Linked DNA regions of Homo sapiens: regions 1 and 2 are each linked to region 3. Evidence: chromatin loops called from intact Hi-C (ENCODE). Cell type or tissue: PC-9. All regions are shown on one strand. Each heading gives the region's core, and the rest is flanking DNA. Links, peaks and the distances in the headings are about the cores only. Region 1 has its middle 48 kb from the start of TRC-GCA6-1. Region 2 has its middle 18 kb from the start of DNAJC13. Region 3 overlaps ACP3 (acid phosphatase 3).

The links. Hi-C counts contacts between places; a loop is a spot of excess contacts. Peaks named below come from ENCODE experiments on the same cell type or tissue, not always from the same donor. Only the 100,000 strongest peaks of a DNase experiment are listed, where the experiment ranks them.
Region 1: it touches region 3 in a loop (4-fold over the local background); 2 of 110 quality-filtered maps call a loop at or near these places.
Region 2: a loop joins it to region 3, with 3 times the contacts of the local background. A loop is called at or near these places in 73 of 110 quality-filtered maps.

Annotation. Positions count from the first base shown.
Region 1 is chr3:132,176,928-132,185,298 of GRCh38, reverse strand. No RefSeq gene overlaps it. Among named protein-coding and RNA genes, the nearest start is that of TRC-GCA6-1, 48 kb to the left of the region's middle. In PC-9, for the core only: CTCF peaks have their summits at 4,680 and 4,886 (motif pointing right); a DNase peak (open chromatin) is centred at 4,758.
Region 2 is chr3:132,395,249-132,403,619 of GRCh38, reverse strand. It overlaps the pseudogene NIP7P2. Among named protein-coding and RNA genes, the nearest start is that of DNAJC13, 18 kb to the left of the region's middle. In PC-9, for the core only: CTCF peaks have their summits at 3,925 and 4,125 (motif pointing right); no DNase peak of the experiment used is centred there.
Region 3 is chr3:132,340,087-132,348,457 of GRCh38, reverse strand. It overlaps ACP3 (acid phosphatase 3), which reads right to left. Exons shown (of 10, transcript NM_001099.5): 6 at 5,814-5,906; 7 at 3,399-3,531. Among named protein-coding and RNA genes, the nearest start is that of ACP3, 27 kb to the right of the region's middle. In PC-9, for the core only: CTCF peaks have their summits at 5,023 and 5,226 (motif pointing right); DNase peaks (open chromatin) are centred at 3,557 and 5,277; H3K27ac peaks cover 1,322 bases.

The DNA.
Region 1 (8,371 bases), core at 2,171-7,170, 160 kb after region 3:
TTATGAGGTTGTTAGTATTATTAATTCCATTATAAGGATGAAAGAATTGAAGTTTAGAGAAGTTAAGTAAACTTCCCAAGGTCATCCAGAAAGAGTGGCAGAACTGGGATCGACTCAAGTTCTGATTTGAAAGTCTATTAGCTGCATTTCTATACTGTGTTTTTTTTTGGATCAGCTAATTCTACATTCTGAACTTCTCAGTCTCTTCACGGCTTCCTTCACAAATCTCTTCCTGCTTTCATATGATAATCTTTCAAGAGTTTGAAGACCGAAGTCTCTTCCTCCCTAAATACTAGTCATAAGTCATCTATTTTTTTCAGAGTAGTCATTCTTATTGTGTTTCCTCATCTGGTTCTGGCTGTCTGACCAGTCCTTACACCTTAGCTCAATATTTGTCATGTACCATTTTAGAATTAGTTAGTATAGAGGACAGGTTGGTATATGAGAAAGTAACAACATATGCTCTTAAATAATTTTCACATATACTGTATCTTATTTGAGTCTAACAACAATCTTGAGAGATAGTCTTAATATTTTTAGATTTGATCACAGTGGATGAGAAATCAAGTGACTTATCCAAGGTTACACAGAATGAATTAAATAGAGCTTTAAACTTAGATCTTCCTATGAAAAGTTCATCTTTCCTTTTACTTTAAGTACACTAATAAATGATGTTGAGATCCTTATGCATATCAGCACATTGCTCCCCTGGGACCTTGGACTCATGAACTCCTGCACCAGAGCTCCTTGGAAAGCCTGTAAGACAACTTTGACAGCCCGATTCACTCTTTAAGAAATATTACAAAGGCTTTGCCATTTATTTATAAAGATGCAAGTTTTTGAAAGAGCAACTGCATCTTTCTAAAAAGGCTCACCTTTGGTGGAGAAGGTCACTTGGATGGCTCAGAAAAGAGAAATGAGACTGAAGGAAACCATTACAAATGCTGGATGAAAACGTATAGCCATGAAGGCTCCTGGTGGAGAACCTTATTTGTAAAGTACCTGTTATAGTGTGGGCTCTCAATAATTATCCATTTGAAGGACGGTGTTCACAGAGCCTTATAAAAGTGAAGACTAACCTTTCTCTGGATAAGGAGCAATCAAAGCCTAATAAGTTGAGATCATTTCTCAAACCTTAGAAATATTTAGGGACATAGCTGAAGCTAGAGCTCAGATTTACTTATTTGAGCCAGCTCTGGCTTTGGTTATAGCTTATACTCCAGCAGAACTCCTTAGAAAGACCTTTTGAAGGGTTTGTAAATGGTTGCCGTGGTAACAAGGTTCCACAGGCACCATTGGGATGCTGGTAGTGGTGGTGAAGCTGTAATCAGTACATTTGACCATTGCTCCTAGTAACACAGCTGCCTTATTTTTCCATGGGAAAGGACTGGGGTATGCTCAGCAGCTAACAGGTTCAGATAGAAATGAAACAGCTCCATGAAAGGTATCTATAAAACCACCACTGACTTACATCAATAGGCCCATCTACTAAGTTTTCAGCACTTTCAGAAGTAGTCTTTAGTGGCTCTCTGCCACTAGAGTCACGATACAGTTAATTAGCATTATTTTCGCTGTTAGATGAGTTCTCACAACTTAAGCTAGTTTGCAGCCCGTTTTGCCTCCACTAATTCACTGGGAAACAGTAGTACAATTGTTCCTGGATGGTAATGTGAATACAGGTTGCCCTGATTTTATATCCCACTTAACCACAATGCATGTATATTGATAAGCATAATGGATGCCAATATACTGCTTTGCAGTTTACCAAGTACTTTTATAATCATTATCTTATTTCATCCACACAAGAGCCCTGGGAAGTATTTATTACCCACATTTTATAGATGAAGAGAAGAATTGAGCCTCAGAAAATGGAAATGTCTTATTAAAAATCACATGGCTTGTAGTGAAGGGGCTGGGACACGATTTTAGGTCTTTTCAATTGCAAAACTCTGTACTTACTACTTCACTGTAGTGCAGTACAAGGCCCTTTGCATGTTGTCTCTGCCTTTTTCTTTCTGTTCTTTCAGAGCCATCGAATCCTCTTTATTACACGCATTGTGGAACAATTTGCCTAGTTCTCCAACCACCATTCTGCTTATCAAATGGCTGCCTTTGGGTTCTCATCCAGAACTCTCCTTTAGCTCATTGTCTCCCTGGAAAGTGTTTATTCATTTAAAAAACTCAAGTAAAATATCACCTCCTCTACAAGACATTTTTATAGCCTCTTGTCTTTATTACTAAAAGACTCGTTATTCTAATGGCATTTGTTTTCCCATGTGTCTCTCCCATTAGGCTATGAACAGATTGTGGGTAGGACCTAGTGCTCTTTTCTCTTGTATTGCCAGGACCCACTTTAGCTTCTAGAAACAAATAGAAATGGAATAAATACCTTTAGAAATGAAAGGCCCACATGTACTTCTAATTATTAAACATAATTCAGTTTCATTTGATTTATGTCTGTGTCATTCCTTTCTTTGCACTGACATGTCCTTGCAGAGGGTGATCTGTGTGGCCTCTCCTGGTGGCAAGGCATTCCATGGAAGTGGTTTACAAGAATACTATGAAGTATATCATGAAGGCACATTTGAATTTCCATGTGATTATCACATGGAGATTCCTTTTCCTCAGTGGCCAAGATTATTGATATTTATTATTGCTTCCCACTCTTCAGTTTTCAGTTTATAGCTCCTAATATTTTTTTTTAAGAAATGTGTCTTAAAATCACTGAGGACAGCATTCCATTTACAACCATTGTTACTTGGAAAAATTTGAAAAATAACTTGTTCTTGGTTCAATAATGCTGAGCAATTTACAGGTTTCTCATCCCTTTATAAGAATACTAGAAACAATTCATTTTTTTCTCAGTAAAAACAAGTTTTTCAGTTCAGTCATTGTGAATCCCATACTTGTTCTTCTCAGTGAAGATAATGGACTGAGATAACACCACTTTTCCTGAATGAGAATAAGAGAATCACAGGCAAGTTGCCATTGGATTACTACAGCTTTGATTTGGCTAGAGTTTTCGTAGCTCTCCTCCTTTATATATGATTATAAAAAATTTATGTTTTCTCATTTAAAAGTGTCTTTTAGCCAACTACCTGCTAAGAATCAGAATATAGGAGATTTAAATATCATGAAACAATTAGTGAATGCTGCAGACATTATGCATTACCTTCCTTTAGTCCTTGCTAATAGGACCACAGTATAATTCCTGGCAGCAATATGTCCAGTTTCAATGGAACACTTAGGATTTGTGTAAACATATTATGGCTTTCTGGCTCTCCTTTGCCAGATAATTGCTATCTCTGCCTCCTTGGAAGCTAGGGATAGAACTGGAATGTCAATGTCCTAAAGGAAAAATTCTCTAACTTGGCTGTTCCCACCCCTATTGCTTCTTGCCTTGGGACCTTCAAGTGACAAGTCTATGATAAAACACTGAATCCTTCGGAAGGTGGAGAAAAGGATAGTAGTTACTGAATTTTTGAAGACACATTTCACCTGCTGAGCCACCCATAGATTTTTTTACCTCTGGGTTTTTAAACAGTAAACCATGGATGTCTTTTAAAGTTGAAGCTACTGGCTGTTAGACTTTTTGTTATTTGTAGCCTAATGCACACTGACTGATGTAATAAAAGTGAACATCATATTTCCACATCTGTAACAGCCACAGACTCTAACCCAGGGTAAGGACAAGTCTCTGTCAGATTATGAGGTGCTCCTCTACATTCTCTGCTTAAGTATGTGCCACCCATTTATTTATAAATTCAGCCTACATTCATTTGCTTTTAATACGTGTTCTTTTCTCTGCCATCTAGGATCTTCTGAGCATTTTGTTTAATATTTCCAGATAACAGTGAGTACTAGGTGAGCCTATTTCTATCCCAGCATTATAATGAATACTTTACTTTTCAGACTGTATGACTATCTCTTTGGTCTAAAGCAGTACTATCTAATAGAAATATAATGAGGGTGACATGTAATTTTTCTAAAAGGAGAAAAATACATGTACATTACAATACAACAGTAATATCTTATCCAATGCAATGGTTAGAGTGAAACGTAATCCTACCAAACAATAAAGTTGTGTTTAATGGAAAAAATATTTTGCATTGCTTCAGTTTTAAAATGAAAATTAAATAAAATTAAAATTGTAGTTCCTCCATTGCACCGGCCACATTTCAAGGGCTCAATAGCTACATGTGGCTACTGGCTACTGTATTAGATAGGTCAGACCTATTCTCTAAACTCCTTGAGGGCAGGAACTGTGTTCTATCTAGGTTTTACCTTAGTTACTGCTTCTTCTGGAACCCTTTTCAGGTACTCCAAGATGAGGTTAAGTGCACCTGTTATGTGCTCCTACAGCCCTCTGTGCTAACTTCTATGGTGGGGTGCTTATACAGCCTGTGTTGCAATTACTTATTTCCTTGCAATTACGTTCATTTTCTGAAGATCTGTGTCTGATTCTGTGCACTGGAGTCTGCCCTACTCCCTCAGTCTGGTTGGTGCTAGGGCCTGTCTCGGACTTGCTGAGTTTCTTCTGCCTCCATCAGCAACTGGTTGTATGATCAGCCTCACTGCAGAGGCAATGACTCCACTGGCTTCCTGAGCCTGGGCTCCCCCTGGAGTGCTTCATCATGGCTTATGCCTTATCTTGATTTACATGTTGTGGTCTCCTGATATAGACTGGCCCAAAACCATGCTTGTACAGTCTTGGGATTTCCTGTTTCACCTGCCAGACTAGATTTCCTCCCAAGGCAACCTCAATTTACAATTGTTTGGGTTGTAAGCAACAGGGCACTCCTCCAGGGGATATTTTCTTGTAGTGACTCTAGATGTGAATAGTTATTTTGACAACATTCCAGCAGATGGCAGTAAAGTGTTTTGAGCAAGGGTTACCTTTTTCTAATTTGCACAAGGTCCCCGAATAAACTAGCGTCTGTGCTGCCAGTAGAGCCCACCTGTAAACCTAGCAGAAGATCTAGTTGCAGCTTCTTGCTCCTTTCCTCTCACCCCTTATCCTTGTAGTTAATCACACCTGGCCAGGTATAGAGGAGATGTAGTAAATTGGAAAAGCCTCATATTTGGGGAATGAGATACATTTCTTTAATCTCATTTCCTGTTGCCAAGCATCACAGGATACTGCTGCAGGGACCACCTCCAGCTTGCCTCAGTCCTTGTACTCTGCTTTCATTCCCTTTCTTTCTGTAGTCATGTGTAGACAATGCCTACACTCTAGGATGATTCTGATTAAGCTGCTTGTATGGAGCATCAGTTTCTTTATGGGCACCAATTGTGTTTATCTCTACAGATTGGAGGAACATTCTGTACAGGATTTGTTTTTTAAGAAATCCATTTAAAACCATTAGAAGGAAAGAGCAGAGAAATGAAAGGGCACTATCTAGTGGTTCTAAGAGAAGGAAGGTGCTGAAATGCTTATGATGCTAATTTTCCTTTTAGTCTCAGTTGTCTGGAGTAGAGGAATGGTATCTAATTGTTAGAGATGTGAGAGATCTATAAAGCTGTGAGCATCTCTATCTGCGGAAGTCCATCATCAGGAAAAATGCATTTCTTTAATTACTGGCTCAATGAAGATGCATTTCAAAGTGCATTTGGGAAGGAGAATCTATAACCACCCTCCTGTAGGCCTATACTCCAGCCCTCAACTCAGTAGGTTCCAGGGAAGAAAGCACATCACAACATGTGGCATTCACTCAGTCTGTTCTGTTTCACAGAGCTGACTTTATCCCAGATAACCGCCCCCTTCTCCCCACCTTTTCTGGAAATGCATTTCTGCTTAAGAGAGCAAACTCAGTCATTATCTGGTTTGGTTCCTTTGGGGTTGGACTATTACAGATTATTTTTTGATGGTTTGGGGGTCAACTTGATAGAGGGATACGGCATCATGACATACTGTTCAGGAGAACTGCCTGCTGATTTGGCATGGTGGAAATTTTCTCAACTTTCTTTCTAGAAGCTATGTAACAGATATGGCTAAGGTTAAAGGGAATTTGTCACATTGTGAGACATTTTATGGGTGTGAAATGGTTCTAGCATTGGTATTCATTGTCAAGTAGTTATGTAGCTTTGGAAATTTGTCCTTTTTGGATCCTGCTTCTCTTACATTAAATGTCAGATATGAAAGAGAAATTTCTGGAATTCTGACTTTGCATGTTATGTAATCTGGAACATATTTCCACTGCAAATATTGAACTTCTAAGAGGAAGAATAGCAAATGCCTGGCACTTTGCTGCCACCTTGCCCATGATCAATTCCACTACTCTAATTCTCTTGGTCTAGGCTTAGGTGTGGACTCAGAATCTTTCTCCACACAGTGCCTAGGAGGCCACTACCAATCACTTGAAGTTGACCTTAAAGGTGGAAGCTTCTTGCTGATCCTGGATGGTGAGAATTCAAGGTTCCACACTGTTCATCACATTGAGGTTTCCATTTTCTTATCAGCTTCTAAGGACAATTTGGTTTTCATGGCAACAGTTATCTTCACAGACTCACCAGGATAAACTCTCATATTCAATTTTCAACATATGTCAAGGAATAAATATCTGAATGTGAAAACAAATGAAATGAAATGCAGCAAACAGTAACAATAAGGACAGAGGCTATATCAATATTAATGAATGATGTTTGTGCTATGCTATATTAAGTAGGAGAGAGAGAGGATTTATAAAAAATCTTAAATTTGGTCTGGAAGAGCATCCTCACATCTCAGTATAGGGAAAAAAGTCCCGCTTGGCTAATAACATGTTAGCAGTTCATAGTCTCTTTTCTTCAGGGACAAGAACCACTATGTTCAAGGCCTTACATCCTATGTACGTTTATGCTAATCCTTGAATCTTATTTAAATGCAGTATTATATAGTCAGTACTTATTCATGGTATCCATTTTCACTGGTGATTCTCAGACTTTATGGGTAACAGAATTTCCTAGGGAGTTTAAAAAAATATGATTTTGTGGGCCCCATCTCCACAGAGTTTGACTTAATAGATCTGAGGCGATGCCTAAGAATATGACTTTTAAAATCAAGTCCCTCATATTTCTTAGGTCATAATTTGCAAAATGGTCACCATGCTCAGGTGAAATATTTCTCTCTTGAGCCTAAAGTCAAGTATGATGGCTTTCATTTGTCATGTAAGTGGCCACATGGTGCAATAATTTAATTCTGTGGTGCTCAGCTTGCGTTACATGTTAAAGAGTAGATTCAGGAAGCTGTATGGTGAACAGTGGTGGTTCTTGAGAATGACCCCTAATGGCAAAAATATTCATCTATCTATGTGATAATATTACACTTTTGGTATCCCCTGATGGAAAAACATATGGAATAATAAGATGCTATGAGTTCAGTAACACTTACAGCCATCTAGATTTCATTAGTCCCAACAGCACTTATGAACATTCCAAGGTCTTGGTGTATATATGTTTGAAATATATCATGTAGTTAATCAACACATGGTAGATTAGAAGACCTCATGAAAGAATTTCATATGCTAACCCATTCCATGTGTCCTCCTCTCTACCCTAAGGGGTTCTTGACAGAAATTTGAATTTTTCAGAATAAGGAGAAGCCCAGAAGACTTGAGTTTGAATTATACAAATAATGGATACTGGCTGAGTCATATAGTTACTTAATCCATAAACCTAAATTTCTGTAAAAAGATGATGACACATATATATTAGATATGCTTTTATTTCCAATTCAGAGGGTACATGTGCAGGTTTATTTCATCGGTATATAGTGTAATGCTGAGATTTGGAGTACAATTTATCTTGTCACCCAGGTAGTGAGCATAGTACCCAGTAGGTAGTTTTTCAGGCCTTGCCCCCACTACCTCCCTTCCCCTTCTAGTAGTCCTAAGTGTCTATCGTTCCCATGTGTACCCAATGTTAAGCTCCCACTTATAAGTGAGAACATGCAGTATTTGGTTTTCTGCTCTTGCATTAATTTGCTTAGGATGATAGCTTCCAACTGCATCCCTGTTGCTGTCAAGAACATGATTTTGTTCTTTTTTATAGTTGCATAGTATTCCATGGTGTATATGTACCACATTTTCTTTATCCAATCCACCATTGATGGACACCTATGTTAATTCCATGACTTTGCTATTGTAAATAGTGTGGCAATGAGCATATAAGTGCATGTATCTTTTTGGTATAATAATCTATATTCCTTTGGGTATATAGACCATGGTTCAAATGGTAGCTCTGTTTTAAGCTCTTTGAGAAAGGTGATGTTAATTTTGTATAGTATCTTGCAGGTGCTCTCTTGATTTCTTATGTCTGGATGTCTACCTCTGTAGCAAGATTAGGGAATTTTCTTGAATTATTCCCTCAAATATGTTTTCTAGGTTGTTTGTTT
Region 2 (8,371 bases), core at 1,516-6,515, 56 kb before region 3:
GATCAAACAGTAGGGAGAAAGAATATGGAATCATACTTTAGTTTGAGAGCCAGATGTACTAGGCTCTCACATCTCAGTGTGCATATGAAGTTTGAGTACTGTCCAGTCAGGATCAGAAACCTCTATTTTCAGCCAGAGTGGATTAGACAGAAGAAATGTCCACAGTAGCAATTTGATTTCTTCTCAAGTATACTTCTGCACCTTGGACCAAAAGAATCAGCATCACCTGGGAACTTGTTAGATCAGCAAATTCTCAGAATTTACCCTGGACCAACTGAATCAGAGTCTCTGTGGATAGGGCCCAGAAATCTGTTTTAACAAGTTGAATGTGATTGATTGTGATTCTGATGCACATTCAACTTGCAGACCTACTGGAATACAAATTCAGTAGCAGTTTAGAGTGGGAACTTTGGAACCAGACTACATGACATTGAATCCCATGTCTATCATTTACTAGTAGTTCTTTAAGAAAGCAGAATTTAAGCAAGTTATTAAAACCCTTTGTGCCTCAGTTTCCTCATCTAAAAATAGGGCTAGGAATAATAGCTTTTAAATGTTTGTTAAGACTAGAGCAGTAAATATTTATGAAGCACTTAGAATAGTCTCTGACACATGCTAAGTGCTTTGAAAGTTTCCCATTATTCTCCTAGGACTGTAGGAATATCCAACTTAATGTTTCTGGAATCTCTAAGTCCCAATAGGAAAGCAAACATGTATCTCATATCAAACAAGTATCATGTCATTTATGCATTCGTTCATCAAATATTTATTGAAAATCTACTAAGTTTAAGGTATAATGATAAGTTCTTCACATTTTTAGATAGTAACTCATAATCTTAAAAGACATATTTAAGAGTGCATTAGTCAGAAGCCCAGATGATGGTAACTGGATCAGACTGGGAGGGGTAGAAATGGAAAAAACAAACAAACAAACAAACAAAACCCCTACTTTAAAGAAAAGTATATCTATTTAACCAAAAACAGAATAGAAGATCCACATAATACTCCCTATCAATGAGGATTCCTAACCTCATCTTAACTTCTCTTCTAATTGTAATACTATTTTCCATGTGACAGTGGTGGACTGATTACTGTATTTGCTACCTCAATTTTGTTAAACATGCTTATTTAAAAGAAAGATGTATAACTCAATAAAGAATATAATTATTTCTTTTATTCAACTGATTTTGCTCTCTCCATTTTATTTCCACTTAATGAATTTGCCTGACAATCTTGATGCACATGTGGAAATTTTGCCTTTATAGATCAAAAGCTATCTCAAGTATTGGACTATAGGTTTTTTTGTTTACTTTATTTATTTTTACAATTTCTACCTATCTACTGTGATTCAGGTACTATCATCTGGTCCCTGACTGACATAATTCACTCTTAAATATGGCTTTTAAGATTATGAGTTAGATAAAAATGTTCAGCATCATGTCTTGAACCTAGTATATTTTCAATAAATATTTGATGAATGAATACACAAATGAATGGTGTAATACTTGTTTCATATGGAAGACATGTTTGCTTTCCTACTGAGAATATGTGTATTTTCCCATCCTTTATTTATTTATTTAAATTTTTTTGAAACGGAGTATTCTGTTTCATCACAAACACAAAGATCTGAAACCCCATTTTTGAGCCATCTCTGTATATAATAAGAATCCAGCCTGCATCTGTCAGTGATAGAGAGTACAGTAAACTAAGATGTCCCTGAAGAGGCCATAGTGTTGACAAAATTCAACATGATGGTGGAGTCTACACAAACACAGGAAACAAAACTCGGCCCTTCCACACAGCTGTCCTTGCAATGACTTCGTTTTAAGTCAACGTCTCTTCATGCTGTGCATATTCCCCAATGTCTGCTTGATGAAGTACCACAATCGCCATGGGGTCTACTTTTCTGCAGTCTTGTGTAGATTTTGCTGCCACCCCAAAACCCAAAGGGATGTCTGCCATGGAGTACACCACCACTCCCCTGGTACTGAGAACTATTTTCGGTGATTCGACCCAGACTATATTTCAACACATGGTTTCCATAGAGGAAGGACTGCTCTGCACCACGCTTTATCCACACTTTATACTCGGCATAAGGTGCAAGGTAATTCAGGGCTGTGACGTGAACCGAAACTTGTGGGTCTTAGTGACTTTTCCGAAGCAGGTCCCCAGTGACACCAGCTTGTCCCCGGAGATATTGGCATCCAGCTTCACAATCTTCTCACTCACATAGTCCACCCGGTCGTTGTGCAGCCAGAAACAGTAGGTGCGGTCAGGCCGGTCCAGCAGCAGCTGAAGATTCTCCCTGATGTACTTCACAATCTTCTCAAACATGACATGGGTCTCCTCTTCAGTCAAAGGCCGCATTTTCCTGCTGGGTTGGAACACCAGATCCTCGTGTCTCAGTCTTATTTATTTATTTTTAAGAGATGGAATTTCTCCCTGTTGTCCAAGCTGGAGTATAGTAGTGTGATCATAGCCTACTGCACCCTCGAACTCCTGGACTCAAGTGATCCTCCTGCCTCAGGCTCTCGAGTAGCTGGGACTACAGGCACACACCCATACTTTTAATCAATGTGTATTATATTTGAATTGTGTTTCTTGTAAATAGCATAGAGTTGAGTCACGGTTTTTAAAAATCCATTTTGACAATTTCTTTTTTAAAAAAAAATCTCACTTTTTTGAGGTCCGACATATAAAAGAAGTTTTTACATATAACTTGTATATATAAAATGTATACTGCTTGATGAGCTTAGGGAAAATTCCTATTTTTAAATTAGTATGTTTGGATCATTTACATTCATGTTATGATTGATATGTATGGATTTAGATTAATGGTACTACAAAATTTGGCTGCTGTTATTTACTTTTCAGAGTCTTCAAATACTTGTTCTTGCCTTCTGTCCAGGGTTTGTAATTATATTCAGTGTGAGAAAAGGTGTGAAGCATGCTTACTCCTTCTTACGTGAAACTGGAACTCTGGGGATAATTATTGTTAGAGCTCCCCTTAAATCTAGGGATCAGAGTCCAAGTTTTTTAATCTTACATGAACATTTTTTTTTATCAAATCACAATCTCAAATTTGCTTTTAAAAGCTATTTTCCTCCAGCAATTAAAACAGTGCTCTCCAAAACTCCCAGGATGGGCTGCTCAGAAAACTCTTCCCAGTACACTGCTATGGTTTCAGGAGTTCCCCATAGTTCGGAGTTGCTTGAGGTGAGCATTCATGATGTTGTAGACTTTTCTAACCAGACCAAACCAAATCACTAGATGGCTAGTGTCACCAAATTATTGTATCTATTTATTTTTTTTCAACCAATGTTTTTAAAGCATTTATTATGGGTCAGGCTCTGTTCTAAGTATTGGGGATGTAGTAGTGAACAAGAAAAGGCCCTTGCTCTAGTGGGTGAGGGGGAAGAGATAAAGACAATAAATATATAGAAATATGACTGAATCAGACAGTTTAAGTTAGTGCTAAGTGATATGAAGAAATAAAATCAGGGTAATGGGCTAGAAAGTAATGGGGATGAGAAGGACAGAGTAGCCGCTTTACTCACTTGGTCAGAGAAAGCCTCTCTAGAAGGTGACATTTGAGTTGAGGCCTGAATCTTGATAATAAAAGAATCTGGTGAAGAAATGGGTGGCAGAAGGTTTCAGGAAAAGAGAAATAAAATTGCAAAGACTTGAACTACTTTTTGTTCTACCTTTCCTTCTGCATTTCTGACCACAGAATTTAAATCTGCATGAGGAAAAGTGTTTTTTTCCCCCAACAGCTGGGAACCTTAATTGAAACTCGAAGTGTGTAAACTAAACATACGAACCTCAAACCATGTAAGCTACCCCAGAATTAGACTGATATAACTCACTCCCCAATATTTTTTTCTTCAGATCAGTGATACCCAAATTCTGGCCCAATATTAAGGGAATTTGGACAGAGTTTTAGCTAGGTATAATGTTTTGAAGGAGGGAGTCAGATCATCAGATTGTTGATAAGAAATCCAGATGCACTATTCCATTCTTTCACAGAAGACACCAAAACATATTATTTGCATTTAAATCACATTTTTAAACTGCCATGAAAGCAAGCATGCAAAGACCACCTGTGGACTGTAGATGGCAGACTATACCCACAAACTAGTGGTTGAACCCTCTGAGCAACCTCAGAAACATTTGGGAAAGACTATGGGCCCCAGCTTCTTGTGTCACAATGATTATACCATGCAAAAGATCTATAACAAGGATATTTACAAATGTTGGAACAGTGGGAAGGTTCTGTATACTGATACCACTGAAGTTACCCCCTCATGGTAACGAGACATTTGAGAGGCCCTGCTCTGAGAAATACTGTTTTAGTGACTAAAACATCCCAGACTCAGCCCTATAGGATGAAAGCTAACATGTAAGTAGTACTTACAGATACTGACAATTGTCTGTGATTAAGACTGTTGAGAGAAAGCGGGTGGAGTGGGGGGTCTTTGGAGTTCTTAGTACTTTCTAGATTGAAAAACAGTATCTGGTGCACTCAAGCAGTATAGTAAGAAAAGGCGGTAAAACTTCCAAAAATGGCATCTTTATAAATTGCATGATTTTGTGACATCAGCCATTTGCTAGCCTAGGGATTCTGTTTGGTTTGGTCTTAGAAAAGTCTACTGCATGATTCTATTTTTATGACTGCCTCGAAAAGACAAAATTATAAAGATGGAGAACAGATTAGTGGTTGTCAGGAGTTATGGGCAGGGGGAGGTGGTGACCAAAAAGAAATAGCACAAGGGATATTTTGGGGGGTGATGGAACTGTTTTACATCCTGATTATGGTGGTAGATAACAGGAATCTACACGTGTTAAAATTTAGAGAATGTACACTCATACACACACACAAATTTACTCAAAATAAAATTAAAGAGTAATATAAAAGAGATTTTCCTAGTAATAATGACTTTTCCCTTCAAAAAGCCATTGAAGAAAAGCAAGAGGTTGAAGAAAAAATGCTCATGAAGAAAAGGAGCCCAAATTCTCCACTCCCTCAATCACAGTTACCAAATTTTGCTCAGGTCTCTGCCTTATTCCATCAAAAATATAGCTATTGAGTGAGTCTAAGATAAAAGTCTTCCATAGATACATCATTGAATAATATACACTTATGCTTTAAAGAGTAAATGATAGTTGTTCAGCTATGAATTAGTATTCACTTGTATCATATACAGCTGGGACCATGAACTAGGTCTTTCACAAAATGAAAAAATTTTAATTGTAATTCGTCAAAAAATTAAATTAACAAGTTAATTTAATAATAAGCAGTTTAATTAATGGACACATAATGAATATTTAGACCTGTATTCCACCAACCCATTTATCTAACTTTAATCTGTAATTAAATTTCACTAAAATTCATTAAAATTCAAAAGACATGCTCTTTTTAAGCTTCTAGTAGTACATTTTGTATTAAGGTGGTAAAACTAACCAATAAAACAATTTTGAGTTATATATTCCGATCTTATAGCAGTATACTATATTTCCTAAAACTTAAAGATTCACTTTTATTTGTTTCATTTCTTAAAATGGTATGTTCTCTTGCCAATGTGAAGCTCAAGGCAGATTTATTTCTCTTTACCTAAATGCATTCAGGGAGTTTTTAAAACAAATGCAACTTGTCTTGTTCAGAATGAATTAAATTCAGTGTTGGGAATAAGGAACCGGTTTTAGAATCCAGACCAATCACAGAATGGTGGCGTGATCCAGTGGGTCCCTTAGTCTGTTTTCCAACAGCCTATCTCCCAAATGAAAATGTGGGATGTGATTAGCGACATGTGTTTCCTCTCTACTCACAGGAGTTCATAACAAGGTGAATTATACTAATTATAATACTAACTACCACTGCACTAGGTTATTTATATATGTCATCTAACTGGATTGTCACAGACCCTTATGAAATAGATGTTGTAAGTAGATCTGTTAACTACCAGAAATTTGAAATTTTGAAGTTTAATTCCAGCTCTGAATCCTGGATGTCATGACCTTGCAAAGCTCAGGATCCTTACTTCTACTCTGCTCCAAACAAGTCTTCCTTGCTAGAAATGCCTTCACTGTGTCATCTGCTGACCTCTCTGATGATGTCAGCTGTTGGGTCTTAGTTCTTTAAGCTCCTCAGTTGCTACCATTACCCTGTAGACTTTTAATGGTCTAATAGTTGTTCCATCCAAGATGTTATTATTGCTTGAATTCACCTCCAATCACTTTATTTTCACTCCAATTGTGTCCAGAATTGGTGGGTTCTTGGTCTCGCTGACTTCAAGAATGAAGCTGTGGACCCTGTGAGTGTTACAGTTCTTAAAGATAGGGTGTCCGGAGTCTGTTCCTTCAGATGTTCAGATGTGTCCAGAGTTTCTTCCTTCTGATGGGTTTGTGGTCTCGCTGGCTTCAGGAGTGAAGCTGCAGACCTTCACAGTGAGTGTTACAGCTCATAACGGTAGTGTGGACCCAAGAAGTGAGCACCAGCAAGACGTATTGCAAAGAGCAAAACAACTAACCTCCCACATAGTAGAAGACCCAAGCCGGTTTCCACTGCTGGCCCGGGTAGCCTGCTTTTCTTCCCCTATTTGGCCCCACCCACATCCTGCTGATTGGTCCATTTTACAGAGAACGGATTGGTCCATTTTACAGAGAGCTGATTGGTCCGTTTTGCAGAGTGCTGATTGGTCCGTTTTGACAGAGTGCTGATTGGTGTGTTAACAAACCTTTAGCTAGACACAGAGCGCTGATTGGTGCATTTACAATCCTTTAGCTAGACAGAAAAGTTCTCCAAGTCCCCACCAGGTTAGCTAGACACAGAGCACTGATTGGTGCATTTACAAACCTTTAGCTAGACACAGAGTGCTGATTGGTGCGTTTACAAACCTTTAGCTAGACACAGAGTGCTGATTGGTGCATTTACAATCCTTTAGCTAGATGGAAAAGTTCTCCAAGTACCCACCCGTGCCAGAAGCCCAGCCGGCTTCACCTTTCACTGGCACTTGCAGCGGGACTTTGCCGCATCTAGCGGGAGCACTCTGGCAGCCCAGAGGGAGCTCATCCCTGGATGAAGCCCAGCAGGCGCTGGCCGGCTGCGCCCAGTGCGGGGCCTGCCTAGCTGGCGCCCACCCAGAACCTGCACCAGTCCGCGAGCGCCTCGCACAGCCCCGGCTCCTGCCCACGCCTCTCCCTCCACACCTCCCTGCAAGCAGAGGGAGCCGGCTCTGGCCTCGGCCAGCCCCATAGAGGGGCCTCTGCAGCGCAGCGGTGGGCTGAAGGGCTCCTCCAGCGTGGCCAGAGCAGACGCCCAGGCCAAGGAGGCGCTGAGAGGGAGCGAGGGCTATTAGCATGTTGTCACCTGTCACAATTCAGTTACCCATTCATTGCATTACACTTTGTAATTGGGAGTTTGAACCATCTTAGAAATCGAAGTCTAAAGTTCCAGTAACTGACCAAACCTTTCGTCCTTCTGGCTCTTACTCCATTTAATCTCATAAAAACCTCTGATCTGCCTGTTCTGTCCATCTTCCCCTTTGTGTCAGCTCCACATCCTTTCCACCTCTTTTCTCCTTGCCCAGCTTGAAATTCACAACTATTCATTTGACTTTCTTAATGTCCGCCTCTTCCTTTTTTAAGCCAGCAATTCTCACAGGTTCATCCAAGGCACTCAATGTAGTACCTGAGTATTGCTGCTGGTTATTTGGGGCCCAAGGGCTCTTCCGTCAGCAGGTGATGAATGCCGCCAGCACTGGGTCCTTTCCTTCAATATTGTGGGTTCCCTTTTGGCCCAAGGTGTATCTAGAAATGTCATCTGGGAGCTAAGGCCAGAACCAGTGCCCTATCTTGCTGTGGTTGAGCTGGTATCCAAGACCCAAGATAAAGTCTCCCCAACTATTTCCTCTTCTCTAGTCAAGTGGAAGGAAGGGAGCCACAAGCTGTGCAGCTTGGGGTTAGGGGAAAGGTGATTCCAGCACTCCATTGGCTGCCCCAGTTGGTATGATGCCCCCAGACCACTGTCTCTGGGCCTAGTTCAGCACAAGGACTTGCTTAAGTGTTGCAGTCCTTATGGCCTAGACTTCCTTTTAAGTTTTCTTGGAGACAGACAGCACTATAACCCCCAGTGGCAAAATTTATGGGAACTCAAGTTTAAACCCCTGGGATCCATGATTCCTCTCTGGCTAGGGCTAGTTTAAATGCTCCCTCTATAGGCAGGGGTCAGCTGAGTTTAGTCTGGTTTTCCTTTCTGCTCTAACAGGACAGCACCCAGTGGCTGTGTTCTTCCACTCCAAATTCCCAGAGATGCTCTCTGCACCACTCCCTACCACTGCCAGGATGGGGGAGGGGTGGCCTCAGTGACTCAGGC
Region 3 (8,371 bases), core at 2,210-7,209:
GATTATCCTCAGGCTCTGGCATATCAATATTCTGTTTTATAGGGGAAACTGAGGCTTGGAGAGGCTCAGAAACTTGATTAGATTATACAACTTGCAAGCAGAGAAGGAGGGCTTTAAATCTAGCATGTCCTGTGTCAAAACCTTTATTTGTAATCATTAGAACATGCTATCGTGGAAAGCTAGCTTCAAAGTTATCTGTTGTATCCTTTATTAAATCTTCGTAAACTAGACAAAAATATCATTGACCTGAAGACATAAACTTTGCTTCCTTCATTTCTAGTCTACAGCAGAGGTTGGCAAACTTTTCTGTAAAAGTCCAGAGAGTAAATGTCTTAGGCTTTGTGGGTTAAAAAATCTGTTGCAACTACTCAGCTCTGCGGTGGTAGCATGAAAGCAGCAATAGACAATGCATAAATGAATGAGTGTGGCTGTATTTCAATAAAACTTTATTTACAAAACCAGGTAGTGGGCTGGATTAGGCATACAGGCAGTAGTTTGCCAACCTCTGGCCTAGAGCAAGAAGAGCTCTCTTTTCACTGATATGACCAGCCATATGATCCTAAATTTGCCCCAGGGATTTTTTTGGTGTGTGTGTGTGTGTGTGTGTGTGTGTATGTGTGTGTGTCTTACTGAACAGTGTCACCCCTGAAGTTAAATGATGAAATAAAAATTCTAGACTGGGCACAGTAGTTCATGCCTATAATCCCAGAACTTTGGGAGGCCAAGGTGGAGGATCGCTTGAGCCCAGGAGTTCAAGACTAGCCTGGGCAACATAAGGAGACCCTGTCTTTGCAAAAAATTTAAAAAAAATTTAGCTGGGCATGGTGGTGCATGACTGTAGTCCCAGCTACTTGGGAGTCTGAGGTGGGAGGATCGCTTGAGCCTGGGAGGTCAAGGCTACAGTGAGCCGTGATCATGCTGCTGCACTCCAGCCTGGAGGACAGAATGAGACCCTGTCTCAAAAACAGACACAAAAACAAACAAAAAATACAAAGAAACAAAAACAAAACAAACTAACAAAAAAACTAGCAAAGGTCAGAAGATGGCCCTGATGTGTCCACATTACTCTTTGTCACCTAGACAATGTGTGTTTTCTGTGCAGGAATGTGTGCAGCTGTTTCATCATTCAATAAACATGTAGTTGACAAATCTCTCTTGCCCAGCCAGATCTGAATAATAGTCTGAGCTTTTGTTTTGGCAGAACCACACAGGAGAAATTTTCCTGCTTAACAATGGCGCTGGACTTTTTCCAGAAAGCAGGACAGCTGGTTTCATACAAGTGCCAGCCTTTAGAATCCAAGATCAGAGAACAACTCAGAGAAGGACTCTTATAGACAGTCTAGTTTAATCTCCTCATAGGTAGTGAAACAGAGATCCAGAGAGGGGAAGTGGCTTCTCCCAAATGTAATCTTCTAGTAGGCAAGGGAAATAAAAGAGGAAACATGAGGAAAGTGGAGCAACTCCATTTCTTATTCATACATACACATCCCTACATCTACTATTAGACTACTGTCAACTCCTGTCTGGTATAAAGCATGTTGGGATTTTATTCAAATGCAGATCCTGATTCAACTCGTTTGGGAGTGGGGCCTGTGTTTCTAGCCAGGTGGTAGTTGATGCCGATGCTGAAAAGTAGACTGCACTTTGAGTTGTGAGGGACTAGGTGCCTGAATCCACCATAACTAGGTTGGGGGAAATAAATCAAGAGTCCCGCTTCCACCATTTGATGGGGCTTGCAACTGAGTCACACTGCTGGCACCTGGTGGGCCAGAAATGAGGCTGAGTGCTTATGTGGCTTCCAAGGCACCCTCTACATCTTTTGTTGTTAAGCACTTAAGATTGAGCTTCTTCCTGGGTTCTGCCCATAGACACAGTCTGTATCCCGCCTGGTAATTTTTTCCAACACTCCAGCTTCCATCTAAGACTCCTCTCTGGAGACTCTCCCTTCCTCAAGGCTGGATCTTGTTGCTCATGTGTTTAATGTGAAGTAAGGACTTGCACATTTCTATCAAGTCTGTCTCTGTGCCATGCAATCAGGATTTTTGTAATAGCAGATCTACAACAACCTCATGTCGTTAATGGCCACTGTCCTAAATTTTTTGCCCCAACCTACTTTATTCATCTCACATGAATTTGCTCCTGACCATCCTGGTTTCATACCTCATTCCCCTGGTTACAGCTTGCCTCACTCTTTATACCTGGTGTGCAGCCCTGCTTTTCTAGCTATAATTGATTCCTTTTCTGGTCAGTGATTTGAATTTTTTCCCTAGTTAAGTAGCCTCAGTGAACAACCTCCCAGTCTGGTCCAGCCCTAATATGCTTTGCCTCTATGCATTCTCTTGGGATTTTGATGGACTTGTCCTGATGCTGTGGTGAATAGTGTCTGTCAATGGCTGGAATCATGATGTGATTGTATTAATCTCAAAATGCCTTGAATATGTGTGTCAGCCTGACTTGGACCATCTCCTGTGGCTTGGACTTTCCTCATTACGTCAACCTGACATGATGAACTTTCTCTTCTTCTTTATCCCTAGTTTTAATACCTATGATAACCACATCTAAGTCTGACACCTCATTTGGTATCTTGGCCTGCCCATCCAGTTTCTCTCATAAGCCCCAACATCTGTCCTTGTCTTTGCTGGTCCTGACTTTTTTCTTCCATCCACTTATCCTGATTACAAGAATCCAGCATCCTCTTGCCTGGGTCTGCCTTCATATGACAGGGTGTCCTGTGCTACGAAGAGCCAGTTCTAACCAAGAAGAGGCATCACTGATAAATAAATCTCAACAGCTTTCAATGTCAATGAAAAATTTCAAGCTGTGTTATAAACTTGTCAATTGCAACATATTTTAACAGCACATAATTGGTCTGAAAAATATAACAATTAGCCTGAAAAATATATTTTATCGGCTTTCACAATGACTACCACTCAGGGTTTCAGGAAAACAGGCCACTTTTGTCATACCTCCCACTTGAAAAATTCATCATATAGGCCACAAGACACAATTGATTTTCATGTGGCTCAGACACAGATCCTTGATTTTTGATCTGGAGGGGATGGAAAGGATCATTTAGCTTTAGCTTTCATTTTCCAGATAGAAAACTAAGGGCTTGAGTGAGTAATAGTTATGATTATACTAACATATGACATTTATTGACAGTGTATTATGTACCAGGTACTGTTTGCTCTAAGCCATTTGAATACATACATTCATTTTAATACTCACTGTCTATGAAGTAGGTATCATTAATATCCCCATTTTGCAGAATGGAAGCTGGTGCAAGAGTGATTAAGTGAACTGTCTGAGATCACACAGTTGATTAGTGGAGGGAATGACTCAGACCTGGATCATTCAACCACAAATCCAATATGCTCCTCTCATTTTTTAATACTTACCCCCTTGGAGCCTAGATTTCTCTTTCTGCTTGTGAATTCCATAGAGGGACAGGAGGGACAATTCTGACAATTCTCTCAACTTAGTCATGGTGTCCTCAGTGGCCCAGGAGGGTAAAGTGAAATTGTGAACACTCTGTAGCAAAGAAAAAGGAAGAAAAATGTATGTGTATTTATATGACTGTCCTCTTTGTTGACTTATCCTTTTTCACCTCACAAGAACTAGTAGGGCCAGACTTTCTTGTCCTGCCATTTCTTTCTAAAAGAACTTCATATTGTGATAAGTAGTGGTATTGACTTTCAGAAGAAAAGCTTATATAAATGAATTTACCCATTCCTACCCAGTCCATAGCTTTTGGTTTAACTCTGGATCAGTGGGTGGCTCATATTTTGCAGAGTAAGGGTGCAGTAGGGAAATAATACCTCATTCCTTTATGAAAGGGTTAGAAATCTTTCTATGAACCTGACAGAGTTAAATGATATTTCCTTAAAAGCTGAATGGGCTGCCTGAGAGGCCAGTTAGGAAAGGCAATATATTTCTGGAGCCTTCAGTAATATATTCTCCCCTACCCCCATCAAGGTCTAGTTTGCTGACTTTTTTTTTCTTTTTTTTTTTTCAGAGACATTGTCTTGCTCTGTCACCAAGGCTGGAATGCAGTGGCCATCACAGCTCACTGTAACCTCAAACTCCAGGACTCAAGCAATCCTCCTACCTCAGCCTCCTGAGTAGTTGGGACTATAGGTGCATGCCACCACACGTGGCACTTTTTTTTTTTTTTTTTTTTGAGACAGAATCTTGCTCTGTCATCCAGCCTGGAGTGCAGTGGCACGATTTCAGCTCACTGCAACCTCCACTTCCTGGGTTCAAGCGATTCTCTTGCCTCAGCCTCCCGAGTAGCTGGGATTACAGGCATGCGCCACCACACCCGCCTAATTTTTGTATTTTTAGTAGAGATGAAATTTCGCCATGTTGGCCAGGCTGGTCTCGAACTCCTGAGCTCAGGCAATCCGCCCACCTTAGCCCAAAGTGCTGGGATTATAGGCATGAGCCACTACACCTGGCCACACGTGGCTAATTTTTAAAAGTGTTTTGTAGAGGTAGGGCCTCATTATGCTGCCCAGGCTCATCCTGAACTTCTAGCCTCAAATGATCCTCCCATCTCAGCCTCCCAGAAGTGCTGGGATTACAGGCAGGAGCCACCATACCTGGCTGTAGTTCACTGACTCTTGAGGAAAGCCTGCACCTTGCACACAGTGGATACTTGGTAAATATGCGTTAAATGAATGGTTAAGTACAAGCAGGGCAGGTGAGACCTTGTGCCAATATTTATTACCCGTTAGGAAGAGTTGATTAGGAGTCCCCCAGTTTCAAAGGCAGGATTAAGAGTGAGAGAAAGTGAGTTCGTGAAAGAGGAGACCAAAGTGGAGTGACCTACAGAGGAAATAAGTGAGAGAGATTTGGAAAAAATATCACATGACATGACCACATTTTGGAATAGCTCAGATCAAACTGTAGTAAGGAAGAAAAAAAAATTATGACTGGAACAAAAATGGGGGCTCTTGTTTTCACTGAAGAGTCTTTTACAATGCTAATGAATTTTCACTGAAATAGTTGCTGATGATTAAGTGAAAATACTGGGAAAGTAGCATGTGATTGGGTCAATTAACTTTAGGATGGATGGAGGCAAACTGTGTCATCTGTTATTAAGATAGAACTACGGAAGTAATTGCTGCCCCCCAGACTCTCACGATGACCTCAAAGTTAGAAGTCAATATGAATTAGGTGGGTGGTCAGAATCTTGCCCCATATTTAGTGAGCTAGTTGGGAAAACAGGAACAGAGAGTACTCCTTTTGGCCAGAAGGTGGAGCATGGTGAGTGAGAAACACCATGTAACCTTGAAAAGCAATCGTAATTTATCTGGCCACAAACGGTATTTCAAATGCATCGCAAAGCAAGAAAGAAGTTCTTTCTTGTTAAGCAAATATAAATAGCCTGGCTTATATTTTGCTTGTTTATTTCTACATTCGGAAATCAGGTAATTTTCCCCTCTTTCTTTATAACAACATTGTTTTTTCATTAAGACCAAGGACAGGAACCCAGCATTTTTGAGTGGCTGCAAAATAAATAAGCTCCTACTGAATCCAAGGGGGGAAAAAACTAAAGTGGAAACTCATAGAAGAAAAGCAATTTTGCTTGTAATTTTCTAAAGGGTGAAAACATAAATAATAATAGAGAGAAAAGAGAAGTCAGCATTTTCAAGTTAATATAAGGAAGTTGTGAATTACGTTTCAATGTCAAAAGAAGTATAAGTAATACATTCATAAAGAAGTGAAAGAAAAGATATTCATCTATTTCAAAATAAGCATAAATCATAAAATCAGATTGCAAGTTAACCTGTGATTTTTTTTTCTTTTACCTCACAATATAAAGGGTCGTAGACTTTACTCCAAATTCCAAAAAGGTCCTGGCCATGTAATCCTGAAAGTTTTCCCAAGGTAGCTATAAAATCCTGAAACACAAACAGAGAAAGAAAAATTCCTACACAGGTTTCTCAGCTTCAGCATTATTGATATTTTGGGCCAGACAATTGTTTGTTGTAGGGAGCTCTCCTGTGCATTATAGGATGTTTCACAGTATCCTGGCCTCTGCCCACTAGATGCCAGTAGCATTCCTAATCTCCCACTTGTATAACCCAGAATATCTCCCGACATTGCCAAATGTTCCTTGTGAGGCAAATGCGCCCCTGTTGAGAACCGCTGTTCTTCACAGAAAAATGCACCAGTAATATTGGTTACGATAATGTCATTCCAAAGAATTTTACAAACACGAATTGATTATTCCTTATTATTACATTTAAAATGTAGATAGATGCTGGCTGACTGCCACATGTTCCTGGTTCGTGCTGGAATTGGATTGAAGTGTACTGCCTCAGATTCTTTTTAGAAGTGGGTAAAGTATAACTCATGTGTAAATATGTCCCAGGTGAGAAAGGAAAGCATATTTCAGGCCAAAGCATCCTGGAACATGCAACACAAATAGGGCTTGGTCTTTGGCTATACATATAAAACTTGGATGGAATGCAAATCTTTCGCTAGGTTCTGTATGTTTCTTGGAATGTCGCAATAATGAGACCCAATGTTCAGCTATCTGACTGCTGAAATTGGCAGCCATTTCTGGGAAGCCTTTTTGGAAGATATTGTCTGTCTGATGGATGAAATTTCTAGGGAACTACAATTTGCCAATATTAACCTCAATAGATTTTCATAAAATAATAGAAATTATTGTTAAAGAGCTCCTACTGCCATCTTCTCAAACATAAAAGCTCCAGGGCCAGATGACTGTCATAGAGGAATTCTACCAAGCTTTTCAAGAGTAAATTATTCTAATGCTATTTTAACTGTTCTGGAGCATAGAAGATGAAAGAAAACTTTCAAAAACTTCTTATGAATTAAGTGTAACACTGATACTGACAAAGATTGCCCCCAAAATAAAACTATTAGTTCAATGCCACTTGTAAATATCAATGCAAAAGGTGTAAGTAAAATAACAGGAAGTAATTCAATGTCACATAAAAGGAAATGGGTTTGATTTGAGAAATATAAAGATTGTTCAACATTGGTAAATCTATGAATGTAATCAATCATTGTAATTAATCCAAGGAGAAAAATAATTTGATTGTATTAAAAAATGTTAAAACAATCATTCAGGAGATTAAACAACTAATATTGATTTAAAAAAATACACTCAAGAAAATAAGAAAGGTGGATATTTCCTTAATTTCATAAAAATATGTCTATTTTGGTTCAAAAGCCTGTATGCTTATTAGGAAAACTCCTCTAAAATCAGAAATAAGACAAGAATACCCGCTACCAACACTGCCCATAACATTATACTGTAAGTAGTGGCCAGTGCAAATAGGCAAAAGGAAGAAATCAGAGATACACATTTTTGAAAACTGGAGATACTGTAAACCTGAAACAAACTTAACAAAAAATGTAAAGACATATATGAAGAAAACCCTAAAATAATCTTTAAGATAAAACAAGTAGGAACATGTACCATATTCTTAGGAAGATTTGACAGTGAAAAGTTGCAAATTCTCCCTAAGTTAAATAAATTTAATATGATCCTAATGAAAATACTAAAAATTAAAAAATACTTTTGGAACTAGACAAGCTGACTCTGAAGTTCACAAAGAAAATTAAAACATAGCCATGGAAACTCAGAAAAAGCAATGAGGGATGACTAGCCCTTTAGATATTAAAGCATATTATAAAGTCTTAATAGTTAAAACCCAAGTTTTGGCTAATAAAAAATTAAACAGAATAAAAATTACATAAATAGACCCCACACCTATGGGAATTTTAATATATAATAGCTTCAATAAGTAGGAAAAAAATGAACTATTCAATAAACAATGATGGAGCAATTAGATAATCTTCCAGGAAAAAACTTAAACAGGATACCTTCTACCAGTATGAACTGTAAATGAATTCAATATATAAATGAGAAATGAAGCTAGAGTGGAATTAGAAGAAAGCATTGCAGACTTCCTTTATAACCTAGGAGTGGGGAAAGCTTTTCTAAACATGACTCAAAATATAGAAGCCATATAAGAATACATTGATACAGAACCTACATGGCAAGAACACGGTAAGCAGTTAATAGACAAACTTTTTTTTAAAAATGCCATTCATTATCTATGATATTGTGAAATATATATTTGGTCTTTTTTTTTTTTTTTTGAGACGGAATTTCGTTCTTGTTGCCCAGGCTGGAATGCAGTGGCGCCATCTCGGCTCACTGCAACCTCCGCCTCCTGGGTTCAAGTGATTCTCTTGCCTCAGCCTCCTGAGTAGCTGGGATTACAGGCGCCTGCCACCACGCCTGGCTAATTTTTTGTGTTTCTAGTAGAGACAGGGTTTCACTAAGTTGGCCAGGCTGGTCTCAAACTCCTGACCTCAGGTGATCACC